Linked DNA regions of Homo sapiens: region 1 is linked to region 2. A link is a loop called in an ENCODE intact Hi-C map of the cell type or tissue named here. Cell type or tissue: HepG2. All regions are shown on one strand. Each heading gives the region's core, and the rest is flanking DNA. Links, peaks and the distances in the headings are about the cores only. Region 1 holds the start of LINC02575 (long intergenic non-protein coding RNA 2575). Region 2 overlaps PFKL (phosphofructokinase, liver type).

Region 1 (9,200 bases), core at 3,745-6,244, 180 kb before region 2:
GAATGCTGAGAGAGGCAAAAACACTTCCAAATAAGGAAGAGGAAGAGGCTATGACCTAATTCTTGCTTGGACTGGTTCAGGCATGCCAGGGCAAATACCTAGACTAAAATGTGGGAGCTAAGAACAGAGTATATTGATTTCTTTATTACAGCTAGCAGAATTTAAGAATATTAACACAGGTCTTTGAGTAAACTTTGCTTCTAGAAGAGGTTACTATCTATTCTGAATTAGACTGGGAGGAAAGTCCCTTTGAAGAGGAACCTCTATTTCATTTCTACATGTACCTTCTGTCTTGGACTTTGGGAAGATGTTCTCTGGGCTGAAGACTGTCTGCTAGGTGAAAATATCAGGGAAGGTGATCGTTGCTTTTTCTGCCTATCGCCAGGAAGTTGGACTTTCATAAAACTCTAGTGCAGGTTCGCCGCAGCCTGGAGGGACAAGCACTGGGTTTCATTTTACTCAGCCCTGCCAAACTGTGTGCTCTAGGACGAGCCATTCAACTCTTTCAGCTGTGCTATAGGAAGAATCAACACCCATCTTGCAGGACTCATTTAGGGATTAAGAGGGAGAATCACCAGGAAAAGGAGATGTAATCTGTAAAGGGCTGTCACCCCCTTGTGATGGTGACACTGATGTGGTTAACCCCGGGACGGTGGGTCGCATCCTTGCCTAGAGCAGTGGTGTGTACAGGGTCATCCTTCACAGTGAGGAGAGGTACCGACGTCGTCTGATGCTTGACACAACCCGACCCACACACATTATGCACAGATAGCAACACTGAGGGTCTCGGTGACAAATGAGTGGAAGGAACATATGGGGGTGGGGGGCTTTCACAACCTTGAGAGCAAAGGCAAGGCAAGTTATTTCTGTTGAGAAACACAAAGCCAACAACACCAGCAGCGAAAGGAATGCAAACCACATCTTGCTTGTTTAAAGCAGTAAAGGAACAAAACTACATAGGCAAGGAGGTGCTTTTGTGTCCCCAGCCATGACTTCTGGTTAAAAAGTGCACACAAACCTCAGACAGTCAATACACTCACTTCAACGCCTGATGTGGTGTGTTTCCTTAAGAAAAAAAATCCCGGGAGGGGAACAACACTCACTGGGGCCTGTTGGGAGAGGGCTGGGCCAGGGGGCATGGAGAACATTAGGGAAAAGAGCTAATGCATGCTGGTCCTCATGCCTAGTGACAGGGTGACAGGTGCAGCAAACCACCATGGCACACGTTTACCTATGTAACAAACCTGCACATCCTGCACATGTACCCTGGAACTTAAAAATATATATAAAATAATTAAAATTTTAAAAAAGAAAAAAAAATCCTAAGGGCTGGGTGCAGAGGCTCATGCCAGTGATCCCAGCCCTTGGGAGGCTGAGGTGGGAGGACAGCTTGAGCTCAGGAGTTCGAGATCAGCCTGGGCAACAAAGGGAGACCCTGTCTCTCTACACGTATATTTATTTTAAAAAAGAGGAAAAAATCCTAAAAATAAAACAGTGTCACACTTTCTTCAACTTGCTGCCTCTTTGAGCTTTGTTTCTATCCTGTGGAGAAAATCTCTAGACATTACTCATTACGTTTCAGTACCCGTTGGTACTTCCCAGGCACGGAGTGGGAGAGGATAACTGATTTTTCTGAGTGCGTAATCATTCATTTACTCAGTGTTTATTAAGACCAACTGAAAAGAGAAAGGTTCCCTTGTCCCCCTCGCAGGGTGTGCGATGGGGGTGTGGCTTGATTCTTCAGTGCCCTGCTGCCCAAACCTCTAGGGGAGCATACAGACAGGCAGGCTCCAACCCCATAGCCGTGTCTAGGGGTGAATGTTTACAGCTGAAGCCCCAGTGGGCGTGTGTTCCAGGGTGCTCTTTTAGTTTTGCCGTCTGTAGGCAGCTTGTGTTAACCAGGTCAATGAGACCCTCTAGTTATCAAAAGGACAGAGGGCTGTCTGTATCCTGGGTTCTTGCCTGGGTGTACCAGAAGAATCGGATCACACCTGGGCTTGGAGAATCAGTGCGAAGTGTTATTGAGTGGAAGCAGCTCTCAGCTGATGGAGGAGCCAGAAGGGAGATGGTTTTCTCCTGGAGTTGAGCTGCTTAGTGGCCTAGCTCTCCTCCGACTGCCCCGGCCAAACTCCGCCTTGGCCTGCCGCTACGTGGCCTGCCGCTACGTGGCCTGCCGCTACGTGGCCTGCCGCTACGTGGCCTGCCGGCGTGCCAGGGTCTGTGGGTGTGCTCTTCCGCCGGCATGCTCCACTGACGTCCTCTCCATGTCCAGCCGCTTTTCTTCTTCCCTTCCACTGATGTGTTTCTCTCAGCATCCGGCAGCTTCTATCTCTGCCTTGCTAGGGTCTCAGGGTTTTTATAGGCCCAGGATGGGGGCATGGCAGGCCAGGGTGATCTTGGAAAATGCAACATTTGGGTGAGAAGGAGAAAGTGCCTGCCCTCACCTAGGTCCGTGGGGGTGGAGCCCTAGCCAGGGACCACACCCTCTTCTACCCAGCACCTCCCTTCTGTATCATTTAAAGAGATGACACTCTTCCCTTCCCCGCACTCCTGTATCATTTCCCCTCTCTGAAAACGTACATCTAACTGCTATTAGAATATGGACGATGACCTGTCTTAGCTGCTTCCCGCTGACAGGGGGCGTTGTTTTTGAGAAAACGGCAGTCAAATTCCTCCCAGAGGTCTGTCTAAGGGTTCCTAGCAAAGGGGAGTCATTATCTGAGGCTCCAGTTGCCTGTCCACTTGGAGTTTGATGGTTCTAGGCATGAGAGAAAAAAAAAAACCCAGGTTTTATAAGGTTAAGTATGCATGGGTTAAACATGTGTGTTATAAAAAGAAAGAATGTACTCCCAAAGATCACAAAGATAAGAAGTGAAATATACTAACAGCAAAGTTGCACCCTGAGCTGTTTCACCCCTGGTGCAAGAAATTAAACCTTGTACAAGAGCAAATAAACTTTAGAATGAAGTAACTATTCTTGCCATATCTTTAGCAGTTAACAGGTGCACCCTGGGAATTCTGGGGTTTGTGGACGTACACGGTGGCCACTGAAGCTTTTGTCTCTTTCCTGTGTCTCCTCTCACTGTCCTGGGCCTCCGTCTCTATTATAAAAGACTGAGGTGGCCACTTTTAGGAGGTCCTCTAATGTACTATCTGGTCCAATGGCCCAGTTTTTGCAACTTCCTCCTGATGTCAGGAGCCGCCTGAGTAATAAAGTTATGCTTTGGGATTCACTGTCCCTCAACTGAACCAGGAGAGAGAGAGGTGAGCTTTACCAAGGCCTCTCTTAGCCTTTCCTAGAAGGCGATTGGATTTTCATCAAATTCCTGGTTGATCATGGACAACTTGTTCTTAGTCTTACGTAAGCCTTCTATTACGCACACCTGAAAGTGTCTCCTCCGCCCGGCTTCCATCTCATGATTGGGGTCCCATTTACGGTCATTCACTGGTACTGCTTCTCTTCCGGTTGGATAATATTCACCCCCTTTCCTGATGCTACATGTGATGCAAAGCTCATCCCCAAATCTCTCTGCAGCTTGTAGAGTGGCCTGTTTCTCAGTGTCTATCACAGTCTGATTCAAAAGTAACATAACGTCTCTCTCCAGGAGAGTTCAACTATTTGGTTGAAATTCTAGAAAGCCTCTATATACCTATGAGGATCATCTGAAAACTTGCCCAGATCCCCCCTTAATTTACTTTAAGTCCTGTAAGGAGAAGGGGACCTGGACCTTGCTGGCCCAAATTCACCAGGCATCTGTTGGAGGAGCAAGAGTGAGACTGGGGCTTGTTTAGAGTGAGAATTTGTAGGAGGGGCCAAGTGAGAGGCTGAAGCTGGATAGGGAGGTCGGGGTGGACCCAGAGGAGCAGGGCTTGAGGGAGCTGGCCTCTCTTTCCGGGGTGCCTCTAGGACTCGTATCTTTAATTCCCTGGGCTTACCCCTTGCAGCCTTCTCTGAGATGGCAAACAGGAGGGCTGGATGAATCCTACACTGTCGGCAAGGTCTGGATTTCCTTGCAAGGTATAGAAAGGCCCTGCACATACGGGGCCTCAGGCCATCTGTCCTCACATCTACAGAAAAGTCTCAACAGCCGAATGGTATGGAAATGAATGATTCCTTCCTAGGGCCAACCCAGTCCTTCATAATTTGGCCAAACCTTTGTGCAGAGGGCTCTGAGGTGTTTCTCCTGCAGATTCTGAGGGTCAAAGCAGTCCCGATGGTTCAGGGTACACTACAGAGGAGTATAAACTGGGGGTGTTGAAGAGAACTGGAGACAGTGAATAGAGAAGCCCCTCATTCTCTTCCTTCTTTCAGCGAAAACTCAGGGTGTGATGGAGAGAGAAAGCGAGCATGATCCTTTCAGTCTCCACTCCTTATCCCTGAGCCCTGGCGACCTTGGCAGGTGCCAGCCATGGGTACTAATGTGGTATGTACCCATGAAGCAGGGAAAACCTGGAGACTAGGAACGAACCGCCCTTGCCTATGCCTCCCTTTCTCCCTGCTGTCGGCAAACCTTCAGTTCCCTGGGCCTGTTTATGCCATGAAGCATGGCCTCCTTCCATAGGGTGGGGGGTTTAGTCAGCAGGAATTGGTGCTACCCATTTACATTGTGCCTGTTCCCTGGCTTTGGATCCCTCAGACCTGTTTTTTCTTTCTAAGACCTCAGCCTGAAGCTTGGAATCGAGTTTGGGACTGAAAAGATATTTTAGAGGCTGGTTCTATCTGTTGAGAGTGTCTCAAATGTGCCCTGCCAAATTTGCAGCTCTCCGCCAGCAGGGGTCGCTGGTCCTCTGCTAACTTCCCCATCAGAAACAGAGTTGGGAGGGGAGCCCTCTCACTTAGAAAAGGAAAAAAGATACAAAAATCAATTCAAGATGGATTAAAGACTTAAACGTTAGACCTAAAACCATAAAAACCCTAGAAGAAAACCTAGGCCCTACCATTCAGGACATAGGCATGGGCAAGGACTTCATGTCTAAAACACCAAAAGCAATGGCAACAAAAGCCAAAATTGACAAATGGGATCTAATTAAGCTAAAGAGCTTCTGCACAGCAAAAGAAACTACCATCAGAGGGAACAGGCAACCTACAAAATGGGAGAAAATTTTCACAACCTACTCATCTGACAAAGAGCTAATATCCAGAATCTACAATGAACTCAAACAAATGTACAAGAAAAAAACAACCCCATCAAAGAGTGGGCAAAGGACATGAACAGACACTTCTCAAAAGAAGATATTTATGCAGCCAAAAAAACACATGAAAAAATGCTCACCATCACCGACCATCAGAGAAATGCAAATCAAAACCGCAATGAGATACCATCTCACACCAGTTAGAATGGCAATCATTAAAAAGTCAGGAAACAACAGGTGCTGGAGAGGATGTGGAGAAATAGGAACACTTTTACACTGTTGGTGGGACTGTAAACTAGTTCAACCATTGTGGAAGTCAGTGTGGCGATTCCTCAGGGATCTAGAACTGGAAATACCATTTGACCCAGCCATCCCATTACTGGGTATATACCCAAAGGACTATAAATCATGCTGCTATAAAGACACATGCACACGTATGTTTATTGTGGCACTATTCACAATAGCAAAGACTTGGAACCAACCCAAATGTCCAACAATGATAGACTGGATTAAGAAAATGTGGCACATATACACCATGGAATACTATGCAGCCATAAAAAATGATGAGTTCATGTCCTTTGTAGGGACATGGATGAAATTGGAAATCATCATTCTCAGTAAACTATCGCAAGAACAAAAAACCAAACACCACATATTCTCACTCAGGTGGGAACTGAACAATGAGAACACATGGACACAGGAAGGGGAACATCACACTCTGGGGACTGTTGTGGGGTGGGGGGAGGGGGGGATAGCATTGGGAGATATACCTAATGCTAGATGATGAGTTAGTGGGTGCAGTGCACCAGCATGGCACATGTATACATATGTAACTAACCTGCACATTGTGCACATGTACCCTAAAACTTAAAGTATAATAATAATAAAAAAAAGGAAAAAGGAGAAAAACAGTTTAAGGGGCAAAAAGGGGGGAGATTCTGGGGGAAGAACCCCTTGCTTAGTGCAACTGCGTCCCTCTAATTCTTATAACTTTCCCATCCTTTCCCCAGTTCAGACCAGGTTGAATTCCTTGGCCAGGGGAGGAAAGGTTCCCTTGGCACACTTGACCAACGCGCTCCCTGTAGGGTCCCGGCTACCCCCTCGGCTTCCTCCCGCCCGGTTCGTGGCTGTTGGGCTTGGCCTTTGCCTGCCGTGGGCACGCCCAGGTGCCCGAGCTGGGAAGGGGAAGAATAAGGAGAGGTGCCCAGAGCCGTGTGTGCCTGCGGCTCTCGAGGTAGAGGCATACATGGCACCTCTAGGAAAAATTGGTCTGATTTGCACCTTTGGCGGCTGAGCCAAATACTCATTCTACTTAGTAACATTGCCGCAGCCTGTAGCAAAACTCTTAACATTATAAAGGAGATAAGAGCCATTTTTAAACCGTGTGAGAGAGAAAAAAGAGATGAAAGGAAAACAGCCTCTTACCCACAAGAAAGACAGGTGGTAGGGTTTTCGAAGGCAGACATTCACCTTCCGAGATTCCAGATGAGGCCCCAGTTAAAAGAGGAAAAGTTCCTTTGTCCCCCTCGCAGTGTGCGATGGGAGTGTGGCTCACTTCTTCAGTGCCCCGCAGCTCAAACCTCTAGGGGAGCATACACTCAGGCAGGCTCCCACCCCACGGCAGTGCCCAGGGGTGAATGTTTACAGCTGAAGCCTGTGTTCCAGGGTGCCCTTAGTTTTGGCGTCTGTAGGCAGCTTGTGTTAACCAGGTCAATGAGTACCTCAAGTAGAGGTACTTGTGGAAAGGACCGAGGCCTTTCTGTATCCTGGGTTCTTGCCTGGGTGTACCAGAAGAATCGGATCACACGGGGGCTTGGAGAACGAGTGCAAAGTGTTATTGAGTGGAAGCAGCTCTCAGCCGACGGAGGAGCCACAAGGGAGATGGTTTATCTCCTGGAGTTGAGCTGCTTAGTGGCCTAGCTCTCCTCCGACTGCCCCGGCCAAACTCCGCCTGGTCCTGCCGCTCGGTGGCCTGCCGGCGTCTGTGGTGTGCTCTTCCGCCGGCATGCTCCCTTGACGTCCTCTCCACGTCCAGCCGCTTGTTTTCTTCCACTGATGCGTTCCTCTCAGCATCCAGCAGTTTCTGCCTCTGCCCTGCTAGGGTCTCGGGTTTTTATAGGCTCAGAATGGGGGCATGGCGGGCCAGGGTGGTCTTGGAAAATGCAACATTGGGGCAAGAAGGCAGAAGTGCCTGTCCTCACCCAGGTCCGGGGGGGTGGAGCCCTAGCCGGGGACCACGCCCCCCTCTACCCAGCACCTCCCTTCTGTATCATTTAAAGGGACCACACTCTTCCCTTCCCCCGCACTCCCGTATCATTGCCGTGTGCCGCGCTCTCCGCTAGGTGGAGATGACAAAAATGAACCAGAGGCCCTGCCCTTAAGGATCTGTATTTGGGTAGAAAGTGATTTGTTAAGAGAGAGATTACAGATTTGGGATTGGTAAACTATGCCCTGGCTGACAAACAAAAGGGGTTCCCCATGGCTGAGGTGCTCAAATTTAAAACATAACCTGGTGCCCAGGGCTGGGTGAGGGAGTGGCCACGAACTCTGTGTTCTCAGACTCTGTAAACGCACCACAGGGCCCCCCTTTTCACAACGAAGCCCAATCAGTCCCCGTTGTTAGTGCCAAGATAAACTGTAGCCAGAGCGGCCCCCACCCTCCTCCCCGCCCGCACGCCCCCCACGCCCCGCACGCCCCGCACGCCCCGCACGCCCCTCACGCCCGCACGCCCCTCACGCCCCGCACGCCCCTCACGCCCCTCACGCCCCTCACGCCCCTCACGCCCGCACGCCCCTCACGCCCCTCACGCCCCGCACGCCCCTCACGCCCCCGACGCCCCGCACGCCCCTCACGCCCCCCACCACTGTTTGAAAGAAACAGCTAACAAAGACTTCCGGTTCGCGGCTTGGAAACCAACCCATCAGGGCCCAGCTGTACCAACCAATCAGAACTAAGCACGTTTCAATCCTTCATTTGCCTACATGGACCTAATGGGGACCCCAGGGCAGGAGCTTTTTGCTCTAAAACCCGAACTCCTTCTTTGCTCTTTGAACACACCTTCATTTTACACCAAAGTCCGCATCTCCCAGGCTTGTACACTATTCACTGGAATAGTCTGTTTCCTCCAAATTCCTTTTCAGAGACCTTTTTGTTAAGAGTTGAGAAGTAGGAGCAGTTATTTCTAGGAAATCTGTCTGCGGGCCGTAGACTGAGCTGAATGCCTGAAAAGGAAACAGTGGGGGGCAGTACTGGTAGAGGTAAATTTACTAGCGCTAGCAGAGGTAGATTTACTAGTACTAGTAGAGGTAGATTTACTAGCACTCACAGAGGTAGGTTTAACCACATCACAAGTGGTCTTGGATGATGGGCCAGGGATTTGTGACTTAATTAAGCACAGGAGTAATCAAAGCTTTTGAGCAGGGGGCACCAAAATCGTCTGGCTGTAAATAGATCCTGAAATTTGGAATCTCATTTTTGAGAATGAATTTGGAATGTGGGTGGATTCAAGGATGATCTGAGGACGTGTGAAAGGACACAGCCTTGCTGGCCACCCTCCCGATGACGTGTTTGCTGCTTCTCACTCTGACTTCAGTGAGCATGGAGAGCTTCACACACGCACATGGGAAACGGTAATTTTCCCTAACTCATCCCTGTGGCCAGGGCAGCCTCAGACACTTAAGAAATCTAGACAACACTTCTAACTAAAATGCCAAGAGAAATTCTACATGGCTGAAAGCGGGGAGCTAGCCATCCCAGCCCAGAGATGTTTCTTCCTAAGAGGAGGCGCACTGATGCAGAAACCTGTAACATGCTGTGGTGACCGGAAGAACGGAGCCCCCCACCCGCACCTGCTGTGGGGGAGGGTGGTTTGTGGCAGACCACCAAGCTCTGCCAATCTCGGTTCAAGTCTGGGCATTGCCACTAATTTGCTTTGTTCAAAGTCACTTGTCTTCTCTGGGCCCGAGTCTCTGGGTCTGTAAACTGGGAAGAAAGACTGGGTGGTCTCCAAAGTCCCTTTGAGGGCAGCCACTGTGTGGGCTCGTGGGACTGAGTGAGACGGCTGAGA
Region 2 (7,227 bases), core at 4,728-7,227:
GTGTGCACGTCTGTGTGTCTGTATGTGTGCATGTCTGTGTGTGTCTGTGCACGTGTCTGTGTCTGTGCGCGCCTGTGTGTCCGTGCACGGGTCTGTGTGTGCACGCATCTGTGTGTGTGCACATCTGTGTGTGTGTGCGTCTGTGTGCATGTCTGTGTGTCTGCATGTGTGTGTTTGTGCACGTGTCTGTCTCTGTGTGTGTGTCTGTGTGTGCAGGTCTGTCTCTGTGTGTCTGTCTGCGAGTCCAAGTGCAACATGCATCCGCGTTCCCAGGCCTCACCAGCTGGATGATGTTGGAGACGCTCAGCCAGTTGGCCTGCTTGATGTTCTCACCTCCCTCCACGAGGCCCTCATAGCCCTGAAATCAAGAGTGGGGCAGGCATGAGATAGGGGACCCCATGGCGGCCGGCAGCAAGTGGTCTGGGAGCAGGATTTTCACCCCACCAGCAGAAAGCAGGACCAGGGTGCTGACTGTGAGGCCCCACCATCATCCCAGGGCCTGGGTAACAGGGTCCGGGTGCCCCCTAGGGGGCTCCAGACACCCTCTGCACAGCTGGTGAGTCCGTGTGTCCCGGGGCGTGACTCCTGTGGCAAGTGCTTTGGTGCAGGGGCCTGTCTGAGCTCCCTCACCCCACCCAGATCCACACAGGCAAGTTCAGCGTCCCGAAGGCCCCAGCGGAGCCCGCCATCCAGCTCCTGAGGGTGCATCCTAGGTCTGCCTGTTCTGAACATCCTAGAAATGACACCACAGAGGCTGCTGTGCGTGGCTCCTTCTGTCCCCACTGGAGTCCTCCCAGGCATGCGGCCGGCGGGGTGTGCGGCGCGTGCTCTTGCTGTGTGGCGGCCGTGTGAACAGCCCAGGCTACCATCTGCCCGCCAGAGCGGGAAGCTGAGAACACACACACCTCCCTACAGGCGGGCCCCCACCCGAGGGAGCTCCTGGGTCCAGGGGACCCGAGTGGCCATCGCTCGTAGGGCCGGCAACACCCCAGGCAGGGGCTCCAGGCTCCGCGTCCCGCCACGCCGGCCACACTGGGCCTTCCATCCAGTACCGTGGATCTGCCTCTCATGCGGTTCTACCTGGGATTTCCCAGATGGCACCTGCACAGCCTCCGTGCCACGTGCCCGTTTCCTACTGCACGGCCAGCCCTTTCTTGTTGTTTGAGGGGAGGGACACTCATGACTGCATTTCACTAAGGGTGTGGAGAGGAGAAGGGCGGCCTCCTCCGTGCAGCCCCGGTCCCTCCATGGCATCAGCAGCCTTCTCCAGGCCGTGAGGTGAGGCAGTGGAGCAGCCATTCCTCGGCCAGGGCGGATGCCAGCTCAGCTGTGGGCTTCTGCTCCTCCCTCCGCCTTCTCCCCAACCAGGTGTCAGGGCCCTGGGGGCCAGGAGGGCAAGTGCCTCAAGCAGGCAGGGGGTCAAGGGATAGTGCGCGCTGCGGGGCGCATGAACATCCCCACTCTGGCCATGGCGGGCTTCTAGCCTGACAGCCTCCCTTCCCCACCAGCTGGGCTGGGGGACAGGTGCCCCTGCCCCATCTCAGGGGCTGATCTGAGGGACCACAGAGCTACTTCCTCCGGCTCAGGCCAGGCCAGCCTGGCCCCCTCTGGTTGTACCAGCCCTGAGCTAGGAACAAGGAAAACAGGAAAATGATCCCAAACCCACAGCCCCACCTGAGCAGGAGGCCACCAAACACAGGTCTGTCTGCAAAACTCAGGATCCAATACAGAGCCCAGGCGCCAGCCAGGCCCCTGCCCCACTGGGCGGAGGGGCAGGCAGGTATGGCCAGCCCAGCAGTCCCCAGAGACCCCACAAGGCCAGTGGCTCAGTTCTGCTGGAATCAGTCTCACAGACACAACCTCCTCCTACCCTTGGAATCTTCTAGAAGCTGTTTGCCCCCCTCTACCCACTCTGTTTCCGTCTCTGTCCTCCTAGGCCCAGCTCACCTTCCCCTCCTTCCCCTCTAGCCCCGCCCCCTCCTCTCACCCCTGCAGGCCTGGACCCAGGCTCAGGGCCCTCCCTGCTATGCTGTGGGCTCTGCCTGGGGGGATAAGAGTAGCCTGTTCTGAGCCCTCCTTTGTGTCAGAACTGAGAAGGGTTTTCACCTCCAAGGCCACCCTCCCTTTCTGCCCTAACAATAGCCCCAAGGAGAAGGGATCGGTCTCCCTGCTGAAGGAAGCCAGCGCTGGGGGCTCAGAAACCCAAAATGCAGTCTGATGTGAACTGACGCAGCCGCAGGTCTCCCTGACCTCCCCCTTCTGCCTCTCGACCCTCTGCCTCCTCCAAGCTCAGGATGCAGCTGCTCCCTGAAGCCCCCGAATCTGCCTAAAGCCCATAGCTGCTGGAGAAAGGAACAGTGACGGCCAGTCCCCTCCCTGAGTTTCCATGCACTGAGGTCATCGTAGGAAGAAAGACCTGTGTCTGCCAACACACTTGGGCAGGTGGTCACCAGGGCTAACAGATGCTGTCCAAGCCCATTGAATCCCCTAAAAACCATTCATGGCCGTGCACAGTGGCTCGCGCCTGTAATCCCAGCACTTTGGGAAGCAGAGGCGGGTGGATCACCAGAGGCCAGGAGTTCGAGACCAGGCTGGCCAACATGGTGAAACCCCGTCTCTACTAAAAATACAAAAAACAGCTGGGCGTGGTGGTGGGTGCCTGTAATCCCAGCTACTCAGGAGGCTGAGGCAGGAAAATTGCTTGAACCTGGGAGGCAGAGGTTGCAGCGAGCCAAGATTGTGCCACTGCGCTCCAGCCTGGGCAACAGAATGAGACTCTGTCTCAAAAAAAAAAAAAAAAAAAATTCCTACCCCCCTAGAATCATCCAGGCTGCCCATGCCCCTTTCCCTGGGAGGAGGGCAGGTCAGCATCTTCGCCCTACCTCTCCATGCCTATTCACAATGAATGCCAGCACCTCTGCCCTATTAATCCGCTTTTCGCAAGTGGATTCTTCCAAGAACCTTCATGGGACGGAGGGGAAGTCTTCCCTGGGCCGCTATATCAGAATGTCTCATCTCAAAATCTGCCTCTTAGATGTGGATGTTTCTGAGCTAAAGCCCACTAGGCAGCAGATTCAGGGAAGCTCTCAGCCTTGCCTCCCTTTGAGAGGAAAGCAGCACACAGCATCCCAAGACTAAGGCTCCTCCTGTTACCGCCTGGACAGGATGTAAATGCCCCTCACAGCCCTCAGGACCCAGAGACAGCCCCAGGACCCGCGCCCACCCACTTCATTCTTTTTCCCATAAACTCACCCTCCTGCATTCCCCCACCTCCGAGGGCCTCACGCTGCGTCCCTGTACCCCTCGGCTTCTCCATGTGCACTGGTCTCTGCTGGGCTCTGCAGAAGCCAGGACTCTAGGCACGGCAAAGTGCCTCTTCTCCCCTTTTCCAGGACACGCCCTGCACCGATGAACCTGTTTTCTGTCTTTTGCCACAGGAGTCTTTCCCAACCACAAATGTGTGGGGGTTCCGGAAAACCCTAATTTCTCCCCTTTGCCACTTAGAAGAAGAAACTGAAGGTCGAGCAGGTGGCAGGAGGGGTTTGTACGGACACAGCCCAGCCTGCCTAGAGAGGCCCCCACACCCAGCTCCCCAGGGCTCTGAGACCTGCTTCCTAATCCAATACTGGCAGGGCCCCAGCCTGGCCACAGGGAGAGGACGGGCCAGCACAGACTGCCCACTCACTCATTCATTCACACAGTCCTGCAGAGGGAGGGCTGGACAGGCTGCTGTTCCCTGGGGCCAAGATGGGGGAACTGAGACCCAGGGCGGTGAGTGGTCAGCAGCGAGCAGTGAGCAGTGAGGGGGGTGGGGCTGAGTGCCTGGGGCTGCAGAGCTGGGGTTGCTACATTTTATATAAACAGCTACATATTACATAAAAAGTGGCAACAAAATAACAAAAGACCTTGTCTTGTGGAATGTGGAAAACCACCTGACAAGGCAAGAATGCAGCCTGTGAGTGCGTGGTGTGGCCCAAGTGTGTGAATGCGCCTGTGTGTGCACATGTGTGAGCGCAAGTGTGGGTGTGTAAATACCCAGGACGGAGGGCGAGCCCCAAATCTCCCACGGGGACTGGGGCTGAGGCAGTAGGGCATCCGCTGCTCCTGCGGGGACACAATGAACATAGACACAGCAGAGCTGCTGCCAGCGGCTGCCCCCCGGGTCTGGGTGGTGAGGCAGGAGGCTGGGGAGGACAAGGGCAGAGGCGGTGAGGTCCCTGGCCCCCACTCACAGAGGCCTCGGGGCGGGACAAGGGCCAGGCTGGGGGACACCAGGCAGGGGTGTGGTGGGTGGGGCCTGGCCCGTCAGCGATCACTGTAGGCAGGGCCTCGACTCCTTGTCCACCCAGCTCCTTCCCTGCCCCCAGGCCCGTGCTCTGCAGCCTCTGAGCCTCCAGCCGGGCTGAGTCCCAAGGCAGTAGGTCTTCTTTCTGCAGATGCCTTTGGCCTGGCCCCAAGCTCCCCCTCACACTCCCCAAGACCACATACCCATCAGCTCCTCCAGGCCAGGACCACCCCGTCTCCCAGTGTGACCCACACAGAACACACCTCGGCATGCGCCTCAGGAGGTCCCCACTCCCTGCACACACACAGCCCACCTTGGCCTTACCTCGTAGATGAGGAAGACTTTGGCACCCACATAAATGCCCATGCGCGTCACAGCCCGGACAGCAGCGTTCATGCCTGTGGAGGTCAGGGCAAACCTGTCAGTCCCACGCTGAGAAGCAAGGCCCTGGACACCCTCCCCATCTCAGAGGACAGGGGGTAGGGGAGGCCTGGACACCCTGTCCATCTCAGAGGGCGGGTGGTGGGGGAAGGCCCTGGTCACCCTCCTCATCTCAAGAGGGCAAGGGTCAGGGAAGGCCCGGACGCCCTCCCCATCTCAGAGGGCAGGGGGTAGGGAAGGCCTGGTCACCCTCCCCATCTCAGGAGGCACCAGGCCAGGAAACTTGAGGACCAGCCCTGGGCCCCCGGGTGGAGGCTCGGGTGAACCCAGCAGGCTCTAGGCTTCAGCTTCCGAGCACCTGGAGTATGGTGCCCAGAGATAAACTGGGAACATCCCATGCAGAGCATGGCAATCAGGCATGTGTGGGTGTCCCGAACTCCACACCCCGCCGCCCCAACCTCTGCCACGGAGCCCCCACACTCACAGGCCACGGGGCCAGGCCTTGACCACAGAGCAGGATAAAAAGTGGGGCAGGTGGAAAAGAGGCCGGCACCTCCCACACCGGCCCCACCCCAGACATTCAGGCTGCGGCGTGGGGATGGAGAAGCCGGGGAGCACCTCTGGGCACTGAGGAAAGCACCTGCTGGAAGGGGCTTGGGCTCCTTCCTCCGCAATGAGATGGGGGACTGAGAACAGAGCCCCTCCGGCCTCAGCCACCCAGGGAACAGCACTGCCCTGCCCCAGGGCCTCAGGGACCCTCACCCCCCAGCCTGGACATGATGCTGGTGCCACCAGGCTCTGAGGTCACTTCCTCTTTCCTGTCCCCTTGCCCTCGGCTCCCAGGACTGCAGTGAAAGAAACAGTCTGTCCCAGCGGGGGCCTTGGCAAAGCCAGTTTCCTGGAGAGGGACATTAACGGGGGAGGCGGCACTCAGGAAACGCTGGTGCTAATGTACCCCACACCTTCTTCCCGAGAGCCCCCATCTCAAAAGATATCCATGACTTCATACAAAAGGGGCAGCCAAGACCACCTAATCTTCAGAGAGGAGGAAACCCACGCCAGCGGCCAGGGTCCCCTTCTGAGTGAGGTCTGGGGCCGTGTAACAGGCCTGAGTTTGTGCTTGCCCCTGGGACCAGCCCTGCTCTTCCTGCCTCCCTCCCAGCACCCATACCATGCCATCCATCCCTAAGCCATGCGGGTCCTCTGTCCCCAAGCCTCGTGCCCCTCAAAAGCCCCTGCCCTCCCACCCCCCTGTACTTGCAGAGGCTGGAGGTGCTGACCTGCTGGGGGCTCCTGCTCAAGCCTCGGCAGCTCCCTTGAACATGGAGACCCCCACGAGAGGACTCTCGACCTCTACCCTGGTTACACATGCTTCTCATCCGCTCTCCAGCTTGGCGTGGGGCTCAGCAGCAGGGAGCAGGTGTGAGGTGAGGTGCCACGCCTTGAGAAACCCCAGGGATCGGCACACTGTTCTCACGTAGCAGCCAGAGTATCTGCCACCATCCCCACACTACAGGAATCCAATGAGATCCCAGAGGGAGGGTGAGGGACCTTCCAGAGCCCAGCAGGTGGCAGCAGAGCCAGGACTCACCCAGACCCACCCTCAGGTTCAGTAGGTGGCCCTCTCCCCACCCAGCAGCCAGGGGATCCAACAGGGGGGCCAGAGCCAAGCCCGGCAGCCATCCAGAAGAAGGGGCACAGACGTTAGAATGGGCAGAGCACAGAGCGTGCAGGGAGCTGGAGCTGCCCACACTGGCAGCTTCTCCACTTGAGCAAGCAACGCCGTCTCTAAAGGAACAGTGCCTCCCTCACATCCCCACATAGATGGGAGCACGGCTGCTACAGCTGAAACTGGGGCGGGAACCCAGCAAGCATCCCACACACACCCAGAAAGCCAAGCCCCCCAGACAGACAGACAAGCTCCCCCAGAAAGACAGCCGAGCCCCCCAGACAGCCGAGCCCCCCGCAGACAGCCAAGCCCCCCGAGACAGACAGCCGAGCCCCCCCCAGACAGCTGAGCCACCCCAAGCACCCGACAACCAAAAACAGTCAGCAGAGCCAAGTCCTGCTGCCTGAGGCTGGGCGTCCAAGGTGGTGCTGTGAGTGCAGCGCCCTGTCCCCCACCCTCACTGGAGTTGGGGGCAGTGAGGGAGATCCACTCAGCCACAGCTGGCCGAAGCTAAGCCTCCGTCCCTCCCTCGCCCTCCCTGCAGACCTGGTCCCACCACAGGTCCAAGCCCACCTCTGGCAGGCAGCAGCTGAGGCAGGGCAAGGAGAGGGCAGGAGCAGCGCACCCAGGCCACCGTCCAACCACAGGGCCTCTCTGGTCTCCCCAGCTCCAGGCGGAGTCAATGTGCCACTGGGCGGGTCAGCCCAGGGTCACAGCCATCTCAGCAGGGGGCCTGGTGGGCTTGTCAGGGGACCTGGGAACGGCAAAGGGGCCCCAGGATCAGGGGTCAGCAAGGGTACCCCTCACTTCCAAATGTCTTCAGGGTGCTCTGCAAAATAAAACCTGCTTTGACGCCCGGAGACAATGAAGCTGCCAAAACCCAGCTTTGTGC

The links. A loop is a pair of places that touch in the nucleus more often than their neighbours do. Peaks named below come from ENCODE experiments on the same cell type or tissue, not always from the same donor. Only the 100,000 strongest peaks of a DNase experiment are listed, where the experiment ranks them.
Region 1: it touches region 2 in a loop (4-fold over the local background); 3 of 110 quality-filtered maps call a loop at or near these places.

What each region holds. Positions count from the first base shown.
Region 1 is chr21:44,483,589-44,492,788 of GRCh38, reverse strand. LINC02575 (long intergenic non-protein coding RNA 2575) reads right to left here and starts at 7,218. Exons shown (of 2, transcript NR_155204.1): 1 at 6,559-7,218; 2 at 1,647-2,395. It overlaps LOC124905037 (a long non-coding RNA gene), which reads right to left. Exons shown (of 2, transcript XR_007067904.1): 2 at 8,090-8,355. RefSeq lists enhancers at 1-638, 165-665, 666-1,166. In HepG2, for the core only: a CTCF peak has its summit at 4,771 (motif pointing right); a DNase peak (open chromatin) is centred at 4,758.
Region 2 is chr21:44,304,137-44,311,363 of GRCh38, reverse strand. It overlaps PFKL (phosphofructokinase, liver type), which reads right to left. Exons shown (of 22, transcript NM_002626.6): 2 at 4,610-4,683; 3 at 281-358. Among named protein-coding and RNA genes, the nearest start is that of PFKL, 7.7 kb to the right of the region's middle. RefSeq lists a silencer at 552-601 and enhancers at 3,124-3,777, 4,433-5,086, 5,087-5,741, 5,781-6,580. In HepG2, for the core only: a CTCF peak has its summit at 6,244 (motif pointing right); a DNase peak (open chromatin) is centred at 6,243.